Regions from separate parts of the Homo sapiens genome. Here region 1 is linked to region 2. Evidence: chromatin contacts called from ENCODE Hi-C or POLR2A ChIA-PET data. All regions are on one chromosome and are shown on one strand. Each heading gives the region's core, a stretch centred on a gene start or an enhancer-like site at or near the end of the contact. The rest is flanking DNA. Distances are from core to core; before and after follow the strand shown.

Evidence for each region. Hi-C counts contacts between places; a loop is a spot of excess contacts on that map. ChIA-PET counts read pairs that join two places held with the same protein, here RNA polymerase II (POLR2A). Pooled maps may share reads with other maps.
Region 1: a loop to region 2 is called in a map of psoas muscle, with 4 times the contacts of the local background. The contact joins two enhancer-like sites. A Hi-C loop is called at or near these places in 3 of 168 maps with a recorded cell type or tissue (aorta, endothelial cell of hepatic sinusoid and psoas muscle), 1 of 37 single-sample maps with no recorded cell type and 3 of 50 pooled maps. POLR2A ChIA-PET finds 5 or more read pairs at or near these places in 1 of 52 experiments (AG04450).

The regions. Positions count from the first base shown.
Region 1 is chr18:6,027,019-6,034,266 of GRCh38, forward strand. All of the region lies in intron 16 of L3MBTL4 (L3MBTL histone methyl-lysine binding protein 4), which reads right to left. Among named protein-coding and RNA genes, the nearest start is that of TMEM200C, 140 kb to the left of the region's middle. Within about 2 kb of position 4,612, at least 2 of the 41 ENCODE cell types and tissues checked have a DNase peak (open chromatin) inside an H3K27ac peak, as active enhancers do.
Region 2 is chr18:5,971,204-5,977,998 of GRCh38, forward strand. The region is part of intron 16 of L3MBTL4 (L3MBTL histone methyl-lysine binding protein 4); the gene reads right to left. The region is part of intron 1 of LOC121725015 (a long non-coding RNA gene); the gene reads left to right. Among named protein-coding and RNA genes, the nearest start is that of TMEM200C, 79 kb to the left of the region's middle. Within about 2 kb of position 4,013, at least 2 of the 41 ENCODE cell types and tissues checked have a DNase peak (open chromatin) inside an H3K27ac peak, as active enhancers do.

The DNA.
Region 1 (7,248 bases), core at 3,362-5,861, 56 kb after region 2:
GTTTGTTTGTTTGTTTTTTACTTTAAGTTCTGGGATACATGTGCAGAACGTGCAGGTTTTTACACAGGTATACATGTGCCATGGTGGTTTGCTGCACCAATCAATTCATTATCTAGGTTTTAAGCCCCACATGCATTAGGTATTTGTCCTAATGCTCTCCCTCCCTTGACCCCACCCCCGCAACAGGTGCTACTGTATGATGTTCCCCTCCCTGTGTCCATGTGTTCTCATTGTTCAACTCCCACCTATGAGTGAGAACATGCCATGTTTGGTTTTCTGTTCCCGTGTTAGTTTGCTAAGAATAATGGCTTCCAGCTTCATGCATGGTCCCTGCAAAGGACATGAACTCACTCATGTTTATGGGTGCATAGTATTCCATGGTCCATATGTGCCACATTTTCTTTGTCCAGTCTATCATTGATGGACATTTGGGTTGGTTCTAAGTCTTTGCTACTGTAAATAGTGCTGCAATAAACATATGTGTGCATGTGTCTTTATGGTAGAATGATTTATAATTCTTTGGGTGTAAACCCAGTAATGGGATTGCTGGGTCAAATGGTATTTCTGGTTCTTGATCCTTGAGGAATTGCCACACTGTCTTCCACAACGGTTGAACTAATTCACGCTCCCACCAACAGTGTAAAAACATTCCTATTTCTCCACAGCCTCTTCAGCATCTGTTGTTTCCTGACTTTTTAATGATCACCATTCTAACTGGCGTGAGATGGTATCTCACTGTGGTTTTTATTTGCATTTCTCTAATGACCAGTGATGATAAGCTTTTTTCATATGTTTGTTGTCCGCAGAAATGTCTTCTTTAGAGAAGTGTCTGTTCATATCCTTTGCCCACTTTTTGATGGGGTTGTTTGATTTTTTCTCATAAATTTGTTTAAGTTCCTTGTAAATTCTGGATATTAGACCTTTGTTAGATGGGTAGTTTGCAAAAATTTTCTCCCATTCTGTAGGTTGCCTACTCACTCTGATGATAATTTCTTGCATTGTGCAGAAGCTCTTTTGTTTGACTAGATCCCATTTGTCAATTTTGGCTTTTGTTGCAATTGCTGTTGATGTTTTAGTCATGAAGTCTTTGCCCATGTATATGTCGTGAATGGTATTGCCCAGGTTTTCTTCTAGGGTTTTTATGGTTTTGGGTTTTACGTTTAAGTCTTAATTAATCCATCTTGAGTTAATTTTTGTATAAGGTGTAAGGAAGGGGTCCAGTTTCTGTTTTTTGCATACAGTTAGCCAGTTTCCCAGCACCATTTATTAAATAGGGAATCCTTTCCCATTGTTGTTTTGTCAGGTTTGTTGAAGATCAAATGGTTGTAGATGTGTGGTGTTATTTCTGAGGTCTCTGCTCTGTTCCATCAGACCTTATATCTGTTTTGGTAACAGTACCATGCTGTTTCAGTTACTGTAGCCTTGCAGTATAGTTTGAAGTCAGGTAGCGTGATGCCTCCAGCTTAGTTCTTTCTGCTTAGGATTGTCTTGGATATATGGGCTCTTTTCTGGTTCCATATGAAATTTAAAGTAGTTTTATCTAATTCTGTGAAGAAAGTCAATGGTAGCTTAATGGGAATAGCATTGAATCCATAAATTACTTTGGGCAGTATGGCCATTTTCATGATATTGATTCTTCCTATCCATAAGCATGGAATGTTTTTCCATTTGTTTGTGTCCTCTCTTATTTCCTTGAGCAGTGGTTTGTAGTTCTTCTTGAAGAGGTCCTTCACAACTTGTATTCCCAGGTATTTTATTCTCATTGTAGCAATTGTGAATGGGAGTTCACAGCTAGTGTTTATACTAATGAGACTTAACAGCATTGTGATACTGGAGTCACCACTGAATTAAGTTATAGAAGAAAGAAAAGAATTAATTCGGTTCCCCACAAGATTATCAGTTTTCAGATAATAAGACCAGAGTAAAATAGACTCAATATTAAAATAATACTCCATACCTTTTAAACTGGATAATTTTAAACTGCTGTGACTTATTTTGCTTTCTCTGAATGTTAAACAGAATTTGTAAAGAAACCTAAAAAGTGAAAGTTTAAATCACCGAAACCATGACTACTTCTCACCCACTGTTCTTTAACACTAAACAAATATGAGGATTGAATTACTGTAATTTCTATCAGCAAATAAAAGAACAGCCAACAGAACTAAAATTAAAGCAAAAGTAGAATTAAGTGAAGGCATTAGAGGGTTCTTGCTGGCCACACAGGAGACACAGTCACCTACAATCGCAGAGGGCCCTGACCCTGTCTGCCCAGGAGTATGCTTAAATACACTATTATAAAGTAATTAAGATATTTCAGTTCAAGGGGAAAATTAGAATAAAGAACTTTCAATAGGTAAAATGACAATTATTTGTAGGTGACATGTTTATTTACCTAGAAACCCAAAATAATTACATGAAAAAAATTACAAATTAGAAGAGATTACAGTGGCAGGATTAAATGTAATACACAGAAATATACAATCTTTCCATACAGACAATCTTAGGTGGAGGACATCAAGGAAGAAATACGTCCATTTATTGCAGCAACAAAAACGATAAACTGCTTAGGAATAAACTTCGTAAGAAGGACGCAAGTTCTACATAAAGGAAAACTTAAAATGCAATTACAGGACAGGAAATATTTGAGTATGGGAACAGCTTACTATGGTCAAGTTCACAAAGGGTAAAATTAAAAGTTAAATCATAAATTTATTGCAATCCAAAAATTAACCAACTGGAATGGAAAAAAGTTGTACCAGAAAAACTGATATTAAAGTTCATTTGGAAAAATGAACGAGTAAGGGTAGCTGAGGAAATGCCGAAAAGGATTAGAATAGGATAGATTCACACACAGAATCTATCCTGTAGATTCTCACAAGCATGAGTGATGAGTACAGAAGACACTTTTTATTTTCCAGTCAAGCTGACACCTACAGAAGACACTTTGAAGCCTCCTTTACACAGCAACATGAAAACCATCCAGATGGCCATGGGCAGGGACTGGTCACTTATAGTGTGCCGCTCCATGTGTTAAGAACTGCTCGTCAGATTTTATTGCTAAAGGACACGAGGAAACTGTTTAACAATGTATGTGGTATGCCATCACTTGTGTAAATACACATACACACATATATTTAAATAAACAGAACATATTTTTAGAAAGACACACAAGAGAAGTATACAGTGATTATTCCAAGGGAGGAAACTGAAGGCTGAGGATCAGGTTCAGGGAGAGATACCCCCTTATACCTGTTGAATTTTGCACCAAATGCACAAATCAATAATATGCTTTTAAGCCTTCTCAAAATTCTGGGTGATAGAACAAATAGCTAGCAAAAATCCTAGTCTGGGAGAATTAGACTGTGAAATGAAAGAAAGCAGGAACACAAACATATATACATCTTCTGACTTTATCATCAGGTATTAATTTGCATTGCTTTACTAAACAAGTGAAGTATTAGGTTTATTTTAATGAAGAGACTCTTTTTTTTTTTTTTGGAGAAGGAGTCTCACTCTGTCGCCCAGGCTGGTGATGTACAGTGGCACGATCTCAGCTCACTGCCTCCACCTCCCAGGTTCAAGCGATTCTCTCGCCTCAGCTTCCTGAGTAGCTGGGATTACAGGTGCCTGCCACCACACCCGGCTAATTTTTGTCAAATAAAAAAATTTGTTTCAATTTTTTCTTTGTATTTAGTTTAATGCTATCTCCATTTCTCTCTACTCCCTATTTCGTTAATTTTCTAAGATTTTTCTGGCTTGAAGTTTCATTGCATTAAAAACGTCTTACGATAATGAAGTAAAACATTTTAAAACAGGCACACTAACATGAAACATACTGAAACTGCACTGTAGGATATAAACAACCAGGCAGCCAAATTACACCCAGAGGTTTTTCCCTTTATAAATACAATAAGTTTATTGTTATGAAATACTCAATGAACGAACAAACAAATTAATTCTACAATTTCATCTTTCCCTTTACCAAGCTGGTCCATGTTTCCATTTTATAGTTGCTCTCTGGCTGGACTGCTCCATAAAACACTTAATACATCCAATTATTAATTATAGGAAGCTGGGGTTTGTGATCATGGAGAAAAGCCACACGTGATCCAAGTTCTAAACCCAGCTCTTGTCCTGATTTATGCTCCTCTCCCTCCTCCCCCGTGGGAGTAGAATGATCATTGAGCATTATTTTAGTTTCTGTTTCAAAGGGGATTTTGTGAGCTGATATATCTTCTGCTAATAAGCACAGCAGAATGGTGAACAGTGTTCTTGTGTTCCTGGGCATTTGGGTTATAGGTTTTCTGGTTGCAGAGAAGATAAATGCCTTCCTTCACCTTATTGTAGATAGCAAGAGAATGTATATGAGGTGCTACTTCTTTGTGGCCGTCTAACTTCTGAACATTTATAAGTTGCGAGGTGGGACCATTCTTTGCCTCTTGAGAAATTCAGGGACCATCAGCATCTCATTTTTTTAAGTATTTACTTAGTTCACACATCTGTTTGTCAGGAATTTAGGCTCAGGTGGGCCGGTCAGTTCTGATTTCAGCAGGGCTCATTCACATGTTTGTTGGACAGTTGTTGGCTGAGCAGAGAGGACATGGCCTTGGCTGGGATGACCAGGGCAGCTGACTCAGCTTCACAGGTCTCATCCTCCAGCAGGTCAGCCCCAGCACGGCTTCATGGGGAATGGCAGAGGAACAAGAGATGAAGGGCAAATGGAAAGTGCTGTCTCACACCTCTGTGTGCCTATCTGCAGTCATCTGGTGACTAAAGGCAAATCAGATTCATGGTTTTTTTTTTTTTTTAATTTCACAGATTTAGCAGGCACAAGTACAGTTTTGTTACACAGATATATTGCATAGTGATGAAGCCTGGGCTTTTAGAGTAATGGTCACCTGCATTGTGTGGTTTGTACCCATTAAAAGGAATTTCTCCACCCTTTCCACCATTTTTTCTTTCTTTCTTTTTTTTTTTGAGACGGAGTCTTGCTCTGTTGCCCAGGCTGGAGTGCAGTGGTGCAATCTCAGGTCAGTGTAATCTCTGCCTCCCAGGTTCAAGCAATTCTCCTGCCTCAGCTTCCCCAGTAGGTGGGACTATAGGCACCCGCCACCACGCCTGGCTAATTTTTTGTATTTTTGGTAGAGACGGGGTTTCACTGCGTTGGCCAGGATGGTCTTGATCTCCTGATCTCGTGATCTGCCTGCCTCGGCCTCCCAAAGTGCTGGGATTACAGGCATGAGCCACCGCACTCGGCCTTAAATTAAAAAAAAAAAAAAAAGAACTAACAACAAGTTACGTGCAAAAAAGCTTATGATGTGCTGTTTTATATCACTGAATGGAATCTGCGTTTTCATGAAATATGTTACACACACACACACACACACACACACACACAATCTGCATCAAAATAATACAGGTCGAGGGGGGCAGAACTGACCACGGGTTGTGATTGTGGGGGCTGGTAATCAGCACATGGGGTCCTTTGTACTGTACTGTTGAATTGTTTTTTATCCTGTTTTTTTTTTATTGTGGTAAAATACACACAATATTTACCGTCTTAACCATTTTAAGTATATAGTTCAGTGGTATTAAATACATCCCTAATGTTATGCAACCATCACTGCCATCCATCTCTAGAACTCTTCAACATGTTAAACTCAAACTCTGACCCAGTAAACAATTCTCCATTCTCCCCTCCTCCCAGCCCTGGCAAGCCCCACTCTACTTTCTGTCTCTATGATTTTGACTATTATAAGTACCTCATATGAGTGGAATCATAAAGTATTTGTCTTTTTGTTACTGGCTTATTTCATCTCACAGTTCATCCGTTTTGTAGCATATGTGCAAATTGCCTTCCTTTGTTAGGCTGAATAATATTCCGTTGTATGTATATGCCTCATTTTGACTTAATTTGTGACCTAACCTATGTTTTGTCCTGGAGAATGTTTCTTGTGCACTTAAGAAGACTGTATGCCGCTGTTGGGTAGTGTCCTGTATGTATCGGTTAGATAGCTGCTTCATTGTGTTAAGTCCTCTATTTCCTTATGTATGTGTGATTTTTCCATCCATTATTACCATATAACTGTCTACTTCTCCCTTCCATTCTTTCAGTTTTTGTTTTATATGTTTTGATGGTCTGTTATTAGGTGCACAAATGTTTATAATTGTTATATCCTTTTGTGGTATTAAATATTTTATTAATATATAATGTCTTTGCCTATTGTAACATTTTATGATCTATTTTCTTCTGGTATTAGCATAGCTACCTCTGCTCTCTTTTGGTAACTATTTGCATGAAATGCCTTTTCCATCTTTTTATTTTTAATCTCTTGTGTCTTTGGATCTAAAGTGAGTCTTTTGAAGACAGCATATAGTTGGATCTCGTTTTTCTTTTAAACCTATTCTGCCAACCTCTGTCTTTTGATTGGAGAGTTTAATCTGTTTACATCTAAAATAATTAGTGATAGAGACTTACGTCATCTTGCTACTAGTTTTTCATGTGCCTTACAATTGCATTACAATTATATTACATGTAATTACGATTACATTACTTGTAATTACGATTACATTTCTTGTAATTACAATTACATTAGTTTTGTTTTCCTACTTCCTATATTACTCTCATTAACGTTTAGTTGAGTTTTTGTAATGAAATGTTGCAAAAAATCCTTTTCCACTTTCTTTTGTGTATATTCTATAGCTGTTTTCTTTGTGGTTGCTATAGGATTACTAAAGTTACAGCACTTTAAATTTATATCAGCTTAAGTCCGATGACACACAAAAACTCTGCTCTCACCCTTTTTGGTTGTTGATGTTCCAAAATTATATCTTTATACACTGTATGCCCCAAACCATAAACTAATTATTTTAAATGCATAGTCTGTTAAGTTGTGAAAAAATATGGAGTTACAAACCATTGTTATACTAAGACTACCTATTATAGTTGTTTAAGGTATTTACCTTTATTGAGATCTTTATTTCTTCACATGGCTTTGAATCACTCTCTAGTGTCTTTTCATTTCAATGTGCAGGACTTCTTTGAGCATTTCTTGCAGGGCACGTCTGGTGGTTATGAACTCCCTCAGTTTTGTTTATAAGGGAATGTCTTAATTTCTCCCTCGCTTTTTTTTTTAATTATTATTATACTTTAAGTTTTAGGTACATGTGCACAATGTGCAGGTTAGTTACATATGTATACATGTGCCATGCTGGTGCGCTGCACCCACTAACTCGTCATCTAGCATT
Region 2 (6,795 bases), core at 2,763-5,262:
AGTTGTCAGGCTGGACAAGGGGCATGTACAAAACAAGCCCTTGAAACCCGGAGTGGGAAAGTCACAGGGTCAGTCTGCAGTTGCAGTGACACAGAAATGATCAAGACCTTGCTGGGAAGCCAGGAGTTAAAGCCCTGCACTCTTAGGGATTAAGACCTGGGCCAAAACTGGGCTGTATTCTGGAAAAGAATAACCACATCACTCAATCAGTTGTTTTTGCTGAAATAGTGTGGACTTAAACTCAACATATATGTATCTCAAACTCATGCCCTGGGTAAATTAATCATGCATAGTTTCCAAAATATATAGGACTCTGAAAAGACACAGTGAAAGAATCTTATATATTGGAAGAACAAATATGTCAAGTGATGGTGATTAGATTTCTGTGATTCCCAAATGAAAGCTGAAGTCATTAAAAATGTAAAAGAAAAAAAGACACACAAAAACCGGAAAGCTGTGTGCTCCCCAGCAGGAAAATTTCCCACACCATAATTCTGGAAGCAAATTATCTGCTTTGGGTGCTGGGGCAGACTCTTGGAAAGACACCTAATGTGTGGCTGAACAGTCCAGGGGCTCCTCAGTCCACTGCTTGCCACTCTCAGGGCTGGTTCTGGGCTCTGGAAGATGACAGATGGGGAATTCAGTTAGTCCAAGTAGCAAGATGGCCTTTAGGTCACAACGAAAGAGATGGAGTTCTAGCTTTATGCTGTGCATTTGAACTCAGGTTAGCTTTATATTATCTATGGCTTTTGAATACAGTTACCTGTGTCCCTATTAAATCAAACTATTTGAAGGGAAGCCTGAATAAAACTGAATTTGGGAGTGCAGGAAAGCTGTGGGGAATAGGCTGTATATGCCAAAGGGAGTCCTGCATGGGCACTGGGGAAAGACCTACAGGCACTTGCTGAGCTGTGGATCCCCTACCTGGGGTTCAGAGTTTTCACTAGGCATAAGGGCTTGTGTCTGTTTACAGGCAACCTCAAGTTCTGGGAAATGCTTGCCAGAATCTGTTATATGTTGAACACAGATAATGTTTTACTATTATCAATTTTACCATATCAATTATACATCATGAGACAGAAAGTTTTAAAGTTGAGCTTTTGAAAACTCATAAAGACCTGAGTTGGTCTAGGAGGGAGTCCCTGGATAGGGAATCTGGAATAACCATTCTGTCATCTCGAAGACATGGGACTGGAGGTGACAGTGTCTGTCATGCAGGGCTGGTGTGAGGGAAAAGGAGAAGTTGGCAGAAGGTGCTTGGCAAGGTCCCCAGTGTGTTGTGAATACTCAGTGGCAGGTACTACTTTAACTGCGATTTGCAAACCTCTTGAGGTCAGGATTGAGAAAGGGAAGCGGCCTGATTCTAAATTAACACAACGCAAGACTAATTTGCATTTGGGGAGTGTTTCGCGGGGGCTGTTTTGCCTTCTTTGTACTCTTTAGCAGGTCTAATGTCTTCTACAGCTGATGATTTTGGGGCGGGATAGTCAGGTCTAGCTGAAAAAATGCTTGTGTGTACTTGCCTCAGGAGCTCTGTGGCCTAGTGATCTCCCTACATAATAGCTGAGTGACCTGGGATTAGGTACTTAATTTCTACATATCAAGGTTTTCTAACTCTAAAATGGGGTAATAGGAGGGAGACAAAAAATAGAATAGTATAGAATAGAATAGAATAGAATAGAACAGAAGAGAATAGAATAGAATAGAATAGAATAGAATAGAATAGAATAGAATAGAATAGAATAGAATAGAATAGAATAGAATAGAATAGAACGGAGTAAGAGCAAAACTTATACCTCATTGAGTTGTGATTTGGACAGCTCCTGGTACATAACGTGTTCAATACATGTCAGATATTATGTTACTGTTACAAGTTATAAAGGTATTTTAAGTTGTAATGATAGTGAATGTGGGGACATACACCACTTCCAAAGCCAGTGTGGCTAATGTGTCTGAAACTCACAAAATGTGAAATCCGGACTGAGATTCAGGGTCTTGAGGGCTGTGTTCAGATTTCACACCTGAGTGGTCCTGGAATGACAGTGCAGTGGCCACTGAAATCATTTGCAGAAGTCCTAGTGGAAGGAAGTGAGATCTGCCACTGCAGGGTGGACATCTGCTTCCCAGGCAGCCTGTTGCCGATGTGTGGCAACCGTGTCAGATGCTAAAATGCTCTTGGCCTGCCAGCTTAGAAATTATGTGACTGTTGACAGGCTTTTAAAAGTTAGGGTGATTTGCATTATTTTAAATTCTGTGCATAAAATTACACTTTTGAAAATATCCACTTAAAATTTGCATAAATTTTTGTAATATGCGAATATACTGATTTTAACTTTTTTTTACAAAGCCCAGCACGATTTATGTCACATCAGATACTCACTAAAAAGTTGTTAATAAATTAAAGAACATAAGCTGATGATGAAGGCATAGACCGTTTCCAGAAACCATTCTCATCAAATCAGACGGATCAGATTCTTCTATCTTGGGCATTTTGGGTAAATGGAGCCTTCCAGATTTGATAAGGATGTTTGCCACAATGACAGGGCAGAAGGGTCACTTGTGTACTTCATCCACCAGAGCTGGCATCACAGCCCTGTTTCCACCTAACACAGCTGAGGGACATGAGATGCTTCCCAGTTGCACGACCTCATTGCCGTCATGACTCCTATCCAGCTCCCCTAAAAGTCAGCCAAGGAAATTCAGCCTGCAAAAGCAGCCCTCCTACTGGAGGTTTTAACATTTTAATTAATCAAAATGTTCTCTGCACCAGAAAATGAAATGTATATGTAATACTGCCTTTGCCTCTAACACCAATGTGACAATAAATAAAGATGTCCTTACGTGTAGGATGCCTTCTCCTTCTAGAAAACAGAATACATAAAACTTGTAATGTCAGTGGTTTGTCATTGGGGGATTTGGTTGAAAGAATTGTTTTGCTACCATTTTCCTTGCTATGGGTGTTTCTTTTGGATTTTATGGCCTTTAAAAAAATATATGATGAAGAGCTTAAAGATTTCATTCAAGGTGCTTACAGATATACTGTACCCTCAAGTTTCCAAGGCCAATATGTTCAGATATGTTCAGCTCTGTGTCCAGCTGCAGGGTCTGAAGAGGCCCTGGACCACAGCACTGGAAGACTTGGCCATGGATCTTGAGTCTAGCAGCACTCAGAGAGGAGTAACCCATCTCCAAAGAAAAGTCATTGCTTGCCCTTCCTATAGAGGCAATAAACACACTGGAACCTGGTTGATTCCCTGATGAGATGCAAGTCCACTGGTAAGTCTATCTGCCTTTAAAAGTCAGAACGCCACAGCCAGGGGAAGGCCAATTTTTCCAGAGTGCCTGAGACAGCCAGACCTGCCAGTTGTGGACAGCGTGTGACCTAGGGCTGCCTTTCCAGTGAAACGACCAAACAGACTTGCGACACGAGGCAGAGCACCGTCTGCTTCCCATTCCACAGATTAAAAAGAAAAGTATTCAGCCAGGTGCAGTGGCTCACACTTGTAATTTCAGCACTTTGGGAGGCCAAGTTGGGAGGATTGCTTGAGGCCAGGAGTTCAAGACCAGACTTGACAACACGGTGAGACCCTGTCTCTACAAAAAAGAAAAAATTAGCTGGGCATGGTGACATGCACCTGTAGTCTTGGCTACTTGGGAGGCTGAGGCAGGAGGATCACTTGAGTTCAGGAGGTCAAAGCTGCAATGAGTTATGATCGCACCACTGCATCCCAGTTTGGGTGACAGAGAAACCCTGTCTCTATTGTTTTGTTTTTTTTTTTTAAAAAGAGGAAGAATATTTTTTAGAAACTAAAGGATTTAATTTTGTCTGAAAATAACATAATGGTAGGTCCCTGATTTCTTCTCTGCCCTCTCACCCATCCTTCCCACCTCTGCTCTACCCTGACAAATGAGAAGGAAAATCCTTTATGGAAATGTTCTTTAAAAATATGTCTGTTTCTTCACAAAAGCCTCACAAAACAAAACTGAAGCAAGTGAGTCATAAATGGTAAACCACAGTCTGCATGACTGGGCCTTGAGTTATTTTTAATCCCACTAAAAACGGAGACCCATTTCACAAGTAACCTTCTCTTCAATGAAAGGGGTAGCAGTTCTACTGTGTTCTCTGCTGCAAAAAGGAGGAAATAAAAAAAATGCAGTCGGTCCCCAAATCCAATTATGTGATTGCTCTCACCCACTGTGTAATCTGTGACAGTCACCGACCAAGTCCCATCAATTTATCTGGCACTGACTGAGAAGTTACTCCACCCAGGACCTGTGCTTCCATAGTGACTTCTGCTGGAGAAGCAAGGAAATGTTCAGAGATGGCTTTTCAGCTGGGAACGTTGTTTTCTTCCCACGATCACCTGTTCTCATGCCCTGCGTACTGAACGTGCTTGAAGCTATCATTTCTCAGCTGCACTTTCTTCTCTTGATTTTGATGCTTCTGAGTCTACTCATTCCCCTTCATTTCCATTTCTTTATCCACAAAACAAAAGTAAAAAGCAGAACAAGAGAGGCTTCACCATGATGTGCAGGACAACTGTCTATTTCCGTATGGGAACAGGAGCTCCTCAGGAACGCTCCTCTCTCTGACAGCAGGCACTCAGCACATGCTGTTTCTTAGATGCCAAGTCATATTGCTCCTCAGACATGGGCATGGCCTGTCTGCTGCACTGTCTTCTGTTTCTCATACCCTTATTATCCAGAATTCATAAACGAATATCTGCAGTTTTCTAATTTTAGCTATTGGTCTTCCCTCATCACAAGCAGTCTCTTAACCAATTTTATATAAATATGGGAGATGAAGCACACAAGAGTCAGAGATTGTCCACTGCTTAGTGGGCTATCGAGAGGGTTAGAAGTTGAATGAAGAGCCTTGGATGCCCCACACCTGTGTACTATCCAATAACAGTAGCCACTAGCCACACTACAGAGCACCTGAAATGTGAAGCGTGCAAACTGAGATGTGCTATAGTACCTCCTGGATTTTGATCACTTAGTAGAAAAAGCAGAATGTAAAATATCTCCTTAATAATTTTTTGAATCTTGATTTACATGTTGAAATGATGTTTTGGATCTATTGGGTGAAATAGAATATGTCGTCAAAACTAATTTTACTTGTTTCTTCTGATTACGTTAAATACGGCCAGTAGAAACTTTCAAACTCTGTAAGTAGCCAGCATTCTGCTTCTGCTGGGATGGTGTGTGTCCAGAAGAGTGCTGAGCCCATGGCCTCTCTCCAGACCCACCCTGGGTGCAGGAAGAGGCTGGGTGGCTGGATCCAATTAACATGACTCTTGTGGAGTAATGATAACAGGGCTTGAGTAGCCTGGATTACACCCTGCCCCAGAAATCCAATAACAGAAGGCGTGAAGACAGGAGGTCATGGACAGTCTAGAGGAGCGGAAGAGTCTGTCTGGGGGATGACTTGGGTGCTTGTGTTGGTTCCATGGTTCATTTGCCCTGAGACTCTGAGCCATGTGTTTGTCTGGCTTATAACTGATGCTCAACAAATACCTGTTGAGTGGATGAATGAAGGCTGAATGAACGCACGCAGGCCAGAAGGCAGGGATATTTTTCATTTACTACAAAAGCAAAGAATGACTTTCAAAACTAGGTTAGGAACTGTTCAGAGTTAGAGCCACTTTCTCTAAAAGTGTCGCTGCCCAACCCCAAATCACTCAATGCTAAAGGAGTGTGCGGCAACCCAGCTGCTGTTTCCTTACCAGGTCTTGTGTCCTGGCAGGGAGGACTGAGGGAACCGAGTTTAGGAGTCTCTGGACTCCGGAGGGCATCTTTCAGGCATTCCTCTCCAACCTCCAGGGGACAGCCAGATCCTTGGGGCTCCGGCTGTCAGGCTTTACAACAGCTCTCAATGGGTAACCTTCCCACCTCAGTCCTGCTCCCTCATCCAGGGAGAAGTGGTCCCTCTGCACTCAGGCCAGCCTCAGCCCCACTGCCTGCTCCACACAGTGGCATCTCTGAGGACTGAGAGGCCCCTCCTCCCAGGCGGGCATGTGCCCTGTGGTGCCCAGCTCCTCCCTGCAAGCTGCGGCTGTTCCTCCAGGCAGGCCTCCGTCTCCTCATGGTTTCCTCAGTGGCTACCCAAACTAGGCCCCAGAGTCTTCCACTCACCTCTGCACATCTCTGTCTCCTTCCTTGGTTCCATCCAGGAACTGAGTCAGCTCCCTCCCTCCCCAAGGGGCTGCCATGGCCTCCCCTGTCCTCTGCGCTTCTCCCACCCAGGCTGACTGGCCTGGAGCATCAGGCTCCCTGTGCCTTGCTGCCCCAATGCAGGCTCTTGCAAGGGGCTGATTGGCAAACACAGTAGCATCCTGAGGGAATAAGTCACTTAATATGCAGGGAAGTGGCAGATAAGACACGTCCTAGAGCAGGAGGCAGTCACGACTCTAGGAAGGAGCTCAGCCTCCAGCTTTCATTCCTGAGGGCAGGGTTTGAGTTCCTGCTGTTGATACTATTCCAACAAGCACTTTTTCAAGGGATCCCCAATCCCAGAAGTCTATCTTTAGGGTTCTCTAGACCCAGAGGTTTGGGGTTCCAGGTGCACAGGCCCTGTCCAGAGCACTTGGGCTGGGGCACAGACTCCTTGCCACCCTCAGGCCTCATCACCCTCTGTGGCATCCCTCAGCCCAGGAGGAGGTAAGTCCTGCCTCCCCAAGGCTGCCCCTGGGTACCCTGCCACTGGCTACCCTTTATGGAAATTGTCCATTTATTTTTTCAGCCCTCATGAACAGAGTAAGAAGTCAAGGGCAGCCATTTCCCATTCATCCCCAG